Linked DNA regions of Homo sapiens: region 1 is linked to region 2. The links are chromatin loops, found by intact Hi-C in ENCODE. Cell type or tissue: endothelial cell of umbilical vein. All regions are shown on one strand. Region 1 overlaps LINC03051 (long intergenic non-protein coding RNA 3051). Region 2 holds the start of LINC03051 (long intergenic non-protein coding RNA 3051).

Region 1 (5,000 bases), 110 kb before region 2:
GGAAAATGTGAATTTTATGGAATTCACCATGGAATACTATGCAGCCATAAAAAGGATGAGTTCATGTCCTTTGTAGGGACATGGATGAAGCTGGAAACCATCATTCTCAGCAAACTATCACAAGGACAAAAAATCAAACACCGCATGTTCTCACTCATAGGTGGGAATTGAACAATGAGAACACTTGGACACAGGAAGGGGAACATCACACACCAGGGCCTGTTGTGGGGTTGGGGGGAGTGGGGAGGGATAGCATTAGGAGATATACCTAATGTAAATGATGAGTTAATGGGTGCAGCACACCAACATGGCACATGTATACATATGTAGCAAACCTGCATGTTGTGGACATGTACCCTAGAACTTAAAGTATAATAAAATATATATATATATAAAAGAAAGTTTCCCTAACCTATACCTCATGCCACCATCCTTAAAATCTTAGCTCAATATATCCTTATGCAAAAATCATTTTCTAACTGTCCAACAAAAGGCTAAACACCACATCCTTTCACATTATTGTCCACATATATCTATTATTTGCACATCAGATAATAATTTTCTATTTACACCTGGATTATTACAATTGTCTCCATATAGATCTCCATGCCTTGAATGTCTTCCTCTTTTGAATCCACATGACACATTTCTACGATTACTAAATTTACAAAAAAAAAAAAAAAAAAAAACAAACAAATAGGAAGCCCCAGGCAAACTCACTATATAACTAACCCCTTCTCCAGTCACTCCATTCTGATCTTTGGTTCAGGACGTAGCAAACTAAATTACTTTTCTCACTGCATGCCATGGTGCAAGGCTCTGTTATGCTTCTATGCATTTGTACATGCTTCTGACTGGAATGGATAGACCCACCTACTAATCCATCAAGTTTATCTCAAACATTACTGCTCTATGGTACTTTCTCCCATCTTTCCCCATCCCTTCTTGTTAGCAATCTCTTCTAATGGCATCTCTTGGCACTTGGCAAATATTCCCCTTATAACATTCACTATACTTCCTTGTAATGATTTGTAAGTGCCTTACAGGCTGTTCTTTCTCATCTCAGCTCTGTATCTCATACACAGTAAATGCCCAGTAAAGAACTGTTGAGAATGAATGAATGAATGAATGAACGAACAAATTAATGGGAAGAATAATTAGTTTTTAATCAAACTAAAGACAATCACAGAGAGGCAATTCTTTGCTTGCAATGTGGCTGAGCCTTAGAAGCATTTCTCATATTAAAAACTGGAGAGTAAATCTGAAAACAAAAGATAGAAAAGAAAAAAAAATAGAGGCTAGAAATGAAGAAACAGAAGGAAACAGAGTGGGGAAGGCAGGTGAAACAGGCAATGGGGAAGATTGATGGCATAATCTACTTCCACATAGGATCCTCATATGTGGCTTCAGCTCAGCATACACGTGATTATCATAACTCCAGCAATGGGAGATTAAGCCTCAATTCCCCTCAGCAGGGCTTTCCCATCACACATGTCTTTCCTACTGCCACTAGGGATTTAAACTACCAGCCATAAGAAGCTACACATTATATTAACTCACAGAAAGAGAAAGAAGCAAAGGCAATAACAGAATTACACCTTCAGGGTCCCTGGTGAAAGGGGTATTCTCCAAAATAAAGCTAATTATTTAAATGATGGCAGTCAGTCACTGGCTGGTCATTGCAGTGGCCATATGTATGGTAATGTATTGTAGCCCCTCTGTTGGATGAGTTTTCATGCTCTGAACATCTGCCTACTGCAAGCAAGAATATGTTCTATTTAGCCTGAGAAGAGTATCATATGCACAGAATTACCCAGAACTAGAAATTCAGTAATACAAGCCAATTATTTAGGCATTGCAAGAAAGGGGTGTTGGGGTTTCGAAAGATCACTCAGTTGACAAAAATAAGATACAGATTTAACTCAAATACTGATGTGTGGGTCAAATCTGAAGCCCAGTGGTAGATAGCTGTGAAAATGTCTAGTATGCTAATAATCAGGCCACAGTGAAATGGTGTCATTACTCCTTCTCATTATCTTCCCCTGTCCCTTTACTTCATTCTCCTGTCTCTCAATGAGAATGTCAATAAACCTCACTGGAGTTAAACACTGGAAGTATCTAATTTCTCCCCGGCAAGTTCTCAGGTTCTCTTTTCTCACAGATTTTTCATTAAAAATAGGGTAATAAATGAGAGTCTTGGAAGACATAAGGAAATCTGTCTAGTAACTTTCATTAATCAAAAAGCAAGAACATAATTTACTCATTCCCCTGAGTGACATGTTTTTGCTCCATCGCATGGCTCACTTCCTCTTCTCCCTCCCCCTGCTGGTTTCCTGTCTCTCTCTATCCCCCTATTATAAGGACAACAATTTCCTCAGAGCCGTCAAACACATCAAACCTTGGTAACAGCCTGCACAAGGATGTTTCTTAAAAGGCAACGTCTGAATATGACAAATGACATTAGCCCCGTGTTTGGCAGGGTCACAGCCAAAGCCAAGACTGATATTTACAGTATACTTTATAAAACCACAAACATGTTCCTAAGTCCTATGGGATGTCATGTCACACGGAACATATATAATTAATCTTCTATTGTGACATTTACCACCTTTCTCCTCAGGCAGGCCTCTCCCAGAGATAGTTAAGTAGCCACTGCCAGAGCTGCCACCTACCAGCAATAGTCGTGTGGGTGTTTTAGGGTCTGGCACCAATACAGCATCAGACCTATGCAGCAAGAGCATTTAGTACTCAGCCTTGAAAAAAGACTCAAACTTAACAGGTGATGCAGCGAAATATTTCCCTAGTGGAATAAAACTTTCAATGCTTGGAAGGGGTGCTGGCCTTGGAGAATTGGCTGCTATCAGTTTTGGACATTATATAAATTTGCCTTAATTTAGCTCTAACATGACACTATATTTCAAGGCTTGAATACACTGATATTGCAGAAGTGGAAGTTTCAAAACTGGATACTATCAGTTTCAATCTTTACAATACCTGAATCAAGGCAGGGCCAGCAAAATGATTTGAATGGCTAAATAATAAAGTTTACTGAAAAATGTTAAAAGCTAGATTTCTATAGTAAGTATATACATACATACATGTATGTATGTATACACACACCCACACACACTTGTGTCACATATGTGTGTGTATATATATGTATGTATATAAAGATACATGTATATATATAAATATATGTATATATTTATGTATGTGTATATATGTATATATATTTATATATGTGTATATATGTATATATATTAATATATATGTGTGTATATATATGTATATATATATATATATATATTATATCCAAGATTCCAGTTCTAAGTACTATTCTTCCTCTATGGCTAGTGCCCAAGCAGAAGTCCAAGGCCAGACATCTACATGTCCCAAGATTCTCTGTCCAGCAGTGGGAAGACCACGTAACTGAGGGCAGATTTCCAAATTCCAACATTATCACAGCACTGAAAACTGTTACACTTGGTCAGCTAGGCAAGTGCAGTTGTTAATCCCAGACTGAGCAATTGCCTAAGCAGCAAGTCCGACACACATTAAGATTGGCATATCCTTATGACACCCCTCCATGAATACACACAGAAATCTCAATTTTCATATGCTAGCTTTAACTCCATCGTTTTCTCTAATAGTCAAGAAATCAAATCAGTGAGCTGGAGTGTTTAGTGGAAATATGGTTGTTCCTTTCTACTGAATATAAAATTAAATAATTCACATGTTAGTATTTCATTATGAATAACAAGATAATCACAACACAATTGACAACTCATGAACAGACTTTAGGATATCAAAACCCTATGGTTGAGCCATGCTTCACAAGATAATCATACCATACGCCTTCTATGCCAGACATAGTGCTAAGAACTTTACGTATTACATTTAATCATGATCACAGTCAGAAATATTAGATTATGTACCCAAGCTCATACAACTGGCAAAGTTTTGGATCCAGGATTTTAAAGCAGATTCTTCCTACTGCAAAGACCATGATCAACCACTATCCTATTTATAATGACTCTCCGCCTCAATCTTCACCTCAAAATCTTGGGTGCTCCCCAGTGGCAAGATCAAGGTCCTGCTAACTATGACTACAACCTTATTTATAGTCTTACTTACTCCCCGTACTCTAAGACTCAGGTCAAATGAATCCTCTTGGCAACTTCTCTGAAAATTCGACACAAGTTATTGTTCTCCTCTAGTGCAGTGAGAGCTTCTACCCTCCTCTACTCTACTGCTCCTTCATCAGGGCAATTTTTCTCCCCAGGGAGTTATCTGGCAATGTCTGAAGATATCTTCAGTTGTCACAACTGCGGTAATCCTACTAGTATCTAGTGGGAAGAAGCTCCAGTTGCTTGCTAAACATACTCAATGCACAGGAAAGCCTCTTACAACAAATAATGACCCATCCTGTCTCAATAGTGTGAGGTCGAGAAACCCTGGTGTATATGATAATCATCTTTGTAACTTCCTTAAGGAATTTAACACTTTTCATCTTGCATTACATAATATACAGAATATTCTCAGAGGTAAGAGGCTATGTCTTACACAATTTTATATTACATATCCTTTTCCTTTTCAAGAGTGACTTACTGTTCTAAGTAACTAATAGGTGTTCATTAAGTGTTGGGGACCGTATGATTGATGAACAGTCTACAGACAGTTGACTCTTTAGGGTAAATTCTGAAAGACACATTGGAAGAGTTGTGTGAAACAGTGACTGCATCATAGAATCCTGTAGATATGAGGTGGCCAACATATCAGATGAACAACAATCTCATTTTAAATGCATGGATGACGAAGACCAGAGAAGCAAAATGAATTGACTAAGGTCACAGGGCAAGGGCCGCTTTCTTAGTCCTTAGACTGGGCTATATATTAAACAAAGCCAACACTATATAAGAAAAGGATCAAAAGCAGAAAATATCTCTTAAATAAGTAAAATTTCTCTTTTCTCAGGAGAATGAAAATCTCCTCATGACATG
Region 2 (5,000 bases):
GTACGTGTGTGTCCACATGTACATATGTGTAAGAGAGAGGAGAGCATGTTGTCAGGAAACAGTTCAAGCCCTGCCATGATGATGGCAGGAGATAATGTGTATGGCAGTTGTTTGCGAGTGATCTCCATGTTTCTTAGCCTCATCCAGCTGCACTGCCTTCTTCTCCTATCCCATTACTCAACGTTACTGCTGCCTAGTGTGTGCCACACACTGGGGGATCCCAAAGCTTGAGAACTGAGGCCACTTCCCACAATGTGCTAAACTCTATTTAGCAAAATCTTGAAAACTCCTCTTTAGAAAGAACAATATTCCCGGGGAGGAAAAGCTATTTGCTTTGCCCAAATGAGACCAGAAAATTCAGAGAATTGTTACTATAGTTTACTATGTTATCACTGAAAAAGACTGGGGGGCTTTTTTTTTTAATAGAAGATCTCCTGAAATATAATTATCTGGTTTCGTGTTCCATTACACCTTCCTCATCCTTTAGAAGTACCTTTCACTCATAAGACCCCATGGCTGAGTAATGAATATCCCATAGTTTTACTCAAACTTAAGAGGAGCATGTATTCATGACATCATTCTTAGCATTTTATCAGAAGAGCTAAATTCCTAGAGTTAAATGGAATAGGAAGGAAAGGGATTAACCTCTGCTGCTGGCATAGTACAGTCACGATGCTAATGTCTCAATATGAAAAAGCTGAATTGCAGCAATATCTGAAATCACAGAGAAAGTCCTGTGAGCTTTGAAGGAAAAAATGTAAAGAAATAAAATGTAAAAAGCCAAAGCAAGATTGGGACTCTATTTTTCATTTAGACATGCTTAGTAGAAGAATCATGTATTGCAAGAGCTCACAAATTAGATAGGAGAGGAATGGGTCAGTGAGTTCTGAGATGAGAAAGTTTTTAGAACCTGTAACTTGTAATTGTATTATGGGTGAGTTCCAGCTGTTCCCCTAAGCATATTTTAAACTATAACTTCGACATAGTATTCATTCCCTTGCAATGCTTCAACAGTAAACAGCCAGGGAGTCTATTCTCTTTTCATTTAGCAAGAGGGCTTTATAGCTACACAAAATATCCCCCAGCAATGAAAAATGAAACCCACCAATGTAACATTAGCAACCAGCTGTCAGAAAAAAATCAGGAGTAGGATTGCCAGTCTGGTCATTTCATGCCAAGTGTTCTTGAGAGGCAGTGTGTGTGCGTATGTGTCTTTGTGTGTGCATGTGTACACTGTGTGTAAATGGAGTGTGTTCTGTAGCATGAGAGATGTGCGTGGGTAAATGTCCTAATGATGGCAGAATGCCCAAACATGAAGATGTAGTAGAACCGTCAGTGGTAGAGCAATATAGCACAGACTCTCTATGGCTAATTGTGCAAGGTTCCTCTCACGAGCAGGAAGAGTGAGACAGGAAGATTAAAAAGATAATATATTTTTATGTTGGAATTACTTCGTGTATTATAGGTATGTTTAACATCAGTGAGGGCTCTGGATGCCAGCTTGTAAGTGAAATGCAAACACCATGTATGTATTTTCATTTTTAACCTTCATGAATTTATTTTACAACCTCCCCAAAACATAGAAACCTACAATCCCTTCAAAGTAAACACCCAGCGCTAGCAATTTTGTCCTGCAAGCATGAAATACATTGACCATTATGAGCCAGCGCAGCGATTACCCGTGAATTCTCGTATTCATTCTCTCTCTCTCTCTCTCTCTCTCCCCCACCCCACTCTCTTCCTCCCTCCCTCTTCTCCTCCTCCCCCCCTCCCCGTGTCCCCCTCCCCCCACCCCACTCACCGTTCCCTTCCCTCCCGCATCCCTCCTCCATCTCGGGGCAGAAGAATCTGGTGGGGCTATTTTGCAGAGAGATACAAGTACCAGGTGCCAAGCGGATACCTAGCCTCCTAAACTTAATGCCAATTCCCTCCTGAAAGAGGAGGAATGCAGTGATATCAGCACCGGGGACACGGGGATAGCGAACACCACCGCGGCTCTTGGAGTTTACAGAGGAGCAACCCCAGCTCCGTCGCCACCACCTCGCGCAAAAGCCCCCACCCCACCAAGACACACACACACACACACACACACACACACACACACACACAAAACACGCCGCTCTATCCTGCCCCCCGTTCACACGCGCGCGCGCACACACACACACACACACACACACACACACACACACACACAAGCCCTGGCTTCTTTCCCCATCAACACCGATGTTGCAGCAAGTCTGTCCGCACAATCCCGCACGCCTCAGGACCCAGCCTGGGCGCAGAGCTGGCAGGGCAGGGAGCGCACCGCAGGACTTGTAAATAAACCCTGTTCCATCCAGAACCGGAGCGCTTCTTACTCCACCGACCACCCCGGAGCCCGGCGGCAGGGAGGAGGGGGCGCAAGGGGTCAGGGAATCCTCCCCCTACCTTGCAATGAGAAGAGGGACAGGAAAAAGCCCAGCACCCAGACGCTGTGCAGCCAGTAGGTCCTCATGTCTCCGCTGCGCTCGATGCTCCCTCGCGCGCTCCTGCTCTCGCCTCTTCCGCTCGCGCTCTCTCTAGTAAAACGCGCCGCTCCTTTCCCTCGGTTTCCCTCTGGGTTCTCCTGGTTCCGGCAACCCGGACAGACAAGCCTCTTGCCGCACGACGGCCGGATCCCAGAACAGCCTTGCTCTCCTCTTCGGGAGCGCAAGCCAGGGGCCGGGATGGACGCTCGTAGCCCGTGCCTGGTGTAAACACACCGAGCCCCCTTGTCCCTCGAGCTCTCCCGCTTTCCTGCTTCCTATCCTCCTCTCCCTCACTCCCCTGCAGCTTCAACTAAATGCGATGTACTTAAACAAGCAGCGCCTTATAGGACCGCGAACCGAGCCGAAAGGGCCCCGCTACTGCCATCTAGTGCTCACAGAACGGCATCGCCGCGGCTCTTCTTCGCTGTGTGTCTGTGCCAAGTCTATCCAACGCCGCCAAAGTCCCCTCTGCTCTCAGCAAACACAGGTGAAGCTCTTGCCTTCTTAAATCCTTGACTTGACCTTGCTGTCCCATAAGTCCTGAATTTCTCCTTTTCACGAGGAAGCTCTTGGAACATGCTAGCCGCACATCTTCATCACCTCATTGCTCCTCTCCCTCTCAGAAATCTCCAGTGCTTTCCTAACAACTCTATGGAAATTTTTCTCCAAATGTCACCATGACCTCCACCAAAAAGTCCAATGGCCTTTTGAAGCCTCATCCTACTTGATTTTGATGCTGCGCTTCACAGCGTGTGCCATTCCTTTTTATTTGATTTCAAAGTCACTGGGTCAAAACAATTCTGGCACTTCTGACCTTCCCTCCAAGAGCCCTCTGGGTTCCTCTGCACTTCTTGGTTTATATCTTCTGTTATAATTTCTTTAAGTTACTTGGAAATAAAAGGTCTATTACAGCTACACGAGGATGGAAACCTCCACCACTAACCTCGTGCTTAGCCCTCAGCTTAGACTTCCCAGCTGGGTACCAAGCATCTCAAACTGGATGACTCAGGGCCAGGGCTGAGTTGGGTGAGTAGGCAGATGGGGCCGCTCTGAAGAGCACTGACTAGTAGTTAGGAAAGCTGGATTTCAGTTCTGTTACTGTGGCCTCCACTCGTTGGGGACCTTAACTAAGTCATTCAATCTCTGAATTTCATTTTATTCATCCATGTATTTACATGATAATGAATATTGGTCCCTTCCAACTGTTTGTAATATCTATGCTAGGTTTCTCCACCTTGGCACTACTGACATACTGTACCAGATAATTCTTTACTGTGTGGGGCTGTCTTGTGCACTATAGGATTTATAGCAACATCCCTAGCTTCTGTCCACCAGCTGACAGTAGCACAACCCTCATCCTCCTAGTTATGACAACCAAAAACATCTCCAGGCATTGCCAAATGCCCCCTGGAGGGAAAAACTGACCCAGTTGAGAACTTCTTATCTATACCCACGTGATTTTCTTCAGGAATTATTCCCCTTTTCCAACTTCCCTGTTTCACAGGCTTCAAGAACTTTTAGAAGTATATTTAATTCTCTCTTCTCCAATTTCAGTTGATCATCAGTCTCACCACGACAATGTGTAAATGTGTCTAAGATGTCTCTATGTTTTTTTTTCAGTTTTACTGCCACCTTTTTCATAATAAACACGTGTTGTGCATTATACTTTCTGAAATACTTTTAATTATCTCTAATGCTGTGATATGTTCAAGGGCTATGTTAGCTCTTCGAGCATTAGTGGGAAATGCAGACAAAGACAAGTTAAGTGACTTTTCTTATGACATACGATAGGCCAGTGAAAGCAACATTAGCAGACCTGAAGGAGGTCTCCTGACTCTAGCAGCATTCCTGATCCATCTCTCTAGTATGGGTCTTTATTGCCACACCCCTAGATTTCTACAATAGCCTTCTACCTGATCCCTTTCCTCCATTCACTGCTCTAATCTAGTTTATACGTTACCACCAGGTTAATCTTGTTAACAGTTTCTTCAAGACTCTCACCTGCTTATGAGTTATAGCTGCTCCTTATGGTCTTCTAGAACCATACTAGAATCACCTGAGGACTTTTGCTGACGCATCATCCCACCCCAAACCAATTAGATCACAATTTTTGGGTTGCAGCCCTAGCATCCGGAGTATTTTAAAGATCTCAGGCCATCCTAATCTGCAACCAGGGCTGAAAAACACTAACCTACCAGACAGAATTCAGATTCTTCATTTTTAAAATGTAAGGTCTTCTGAAATTTCTTATCTTACCTTTAACAATTTATTTTTTTTTCAATCCCCAATGGAGACACTTTCTTCTAGATTGCTCAGTCTTCTTTTTTCCCCATGCACTTCCTTTATCTGCTGCTTGTTTGTCTTGCCAAGTCTGTTCCATTCTCAGGAGGCAATTTGCAAGTGGCCAGAGCATAGACTTTGAATCTAGAACTAGATGGATTCAAGTCCTACCATGCCTTTAACAAATGGAGAGACCTTGCAAAAGTCTCAAAG

What was found. A loop is a pair of places that touch in the nucleus more often than their neighbours do. Peaks named below come from ENCODE experiments on the same cell type or tissue, not always from the same donor. Only the 100,000 strongest peaks of a DNase experiment are listed, where the experiment ranks them.
Region 1: a loop joins it to region 2, with 2.9 times the contacts of the local background. A loop is called at or near these places in 2 of 110 quality-filtered maps.

The regions. Positions count from the first base shown.
Region 1 is chr3:117,882,882-117,887,881 of GRCh38, forward strand. All of the region lies in intron 1 of LINC03051 (long intergenic non-protein coding RNA 3051), which reads right to left. Among named protein-coding and RNA genes, the nearest start is that of LINC03051, 110 kb to the right of the region's middle. In endothelial cell of umbilical vein, no CTCF peak of the experiment used is centred here; a DNase peak (open chromatin) is centred at 2,350.
Region 2 is chr3:117,994,755-117,999,754 of GRCh38, forward strand. It overlaps LINC03051 (long intergenic non-protein coding RNA 3051), which reads right to left and starts at 2,825. Exons shown (of 3, transcript NR_182298.1): 1 at 2,428-2,825. RefSeq lists an enhancer at 2,496-3,042. In endothelial cell of umbilical vein, a CTCF peak has its summit at 2,908 (motif pointing left); a DNase peak (open chromatin) is centred at 2,847; H3K4me3 peaks cover 828 bases; H3K27me3 peaks cover 922 bases.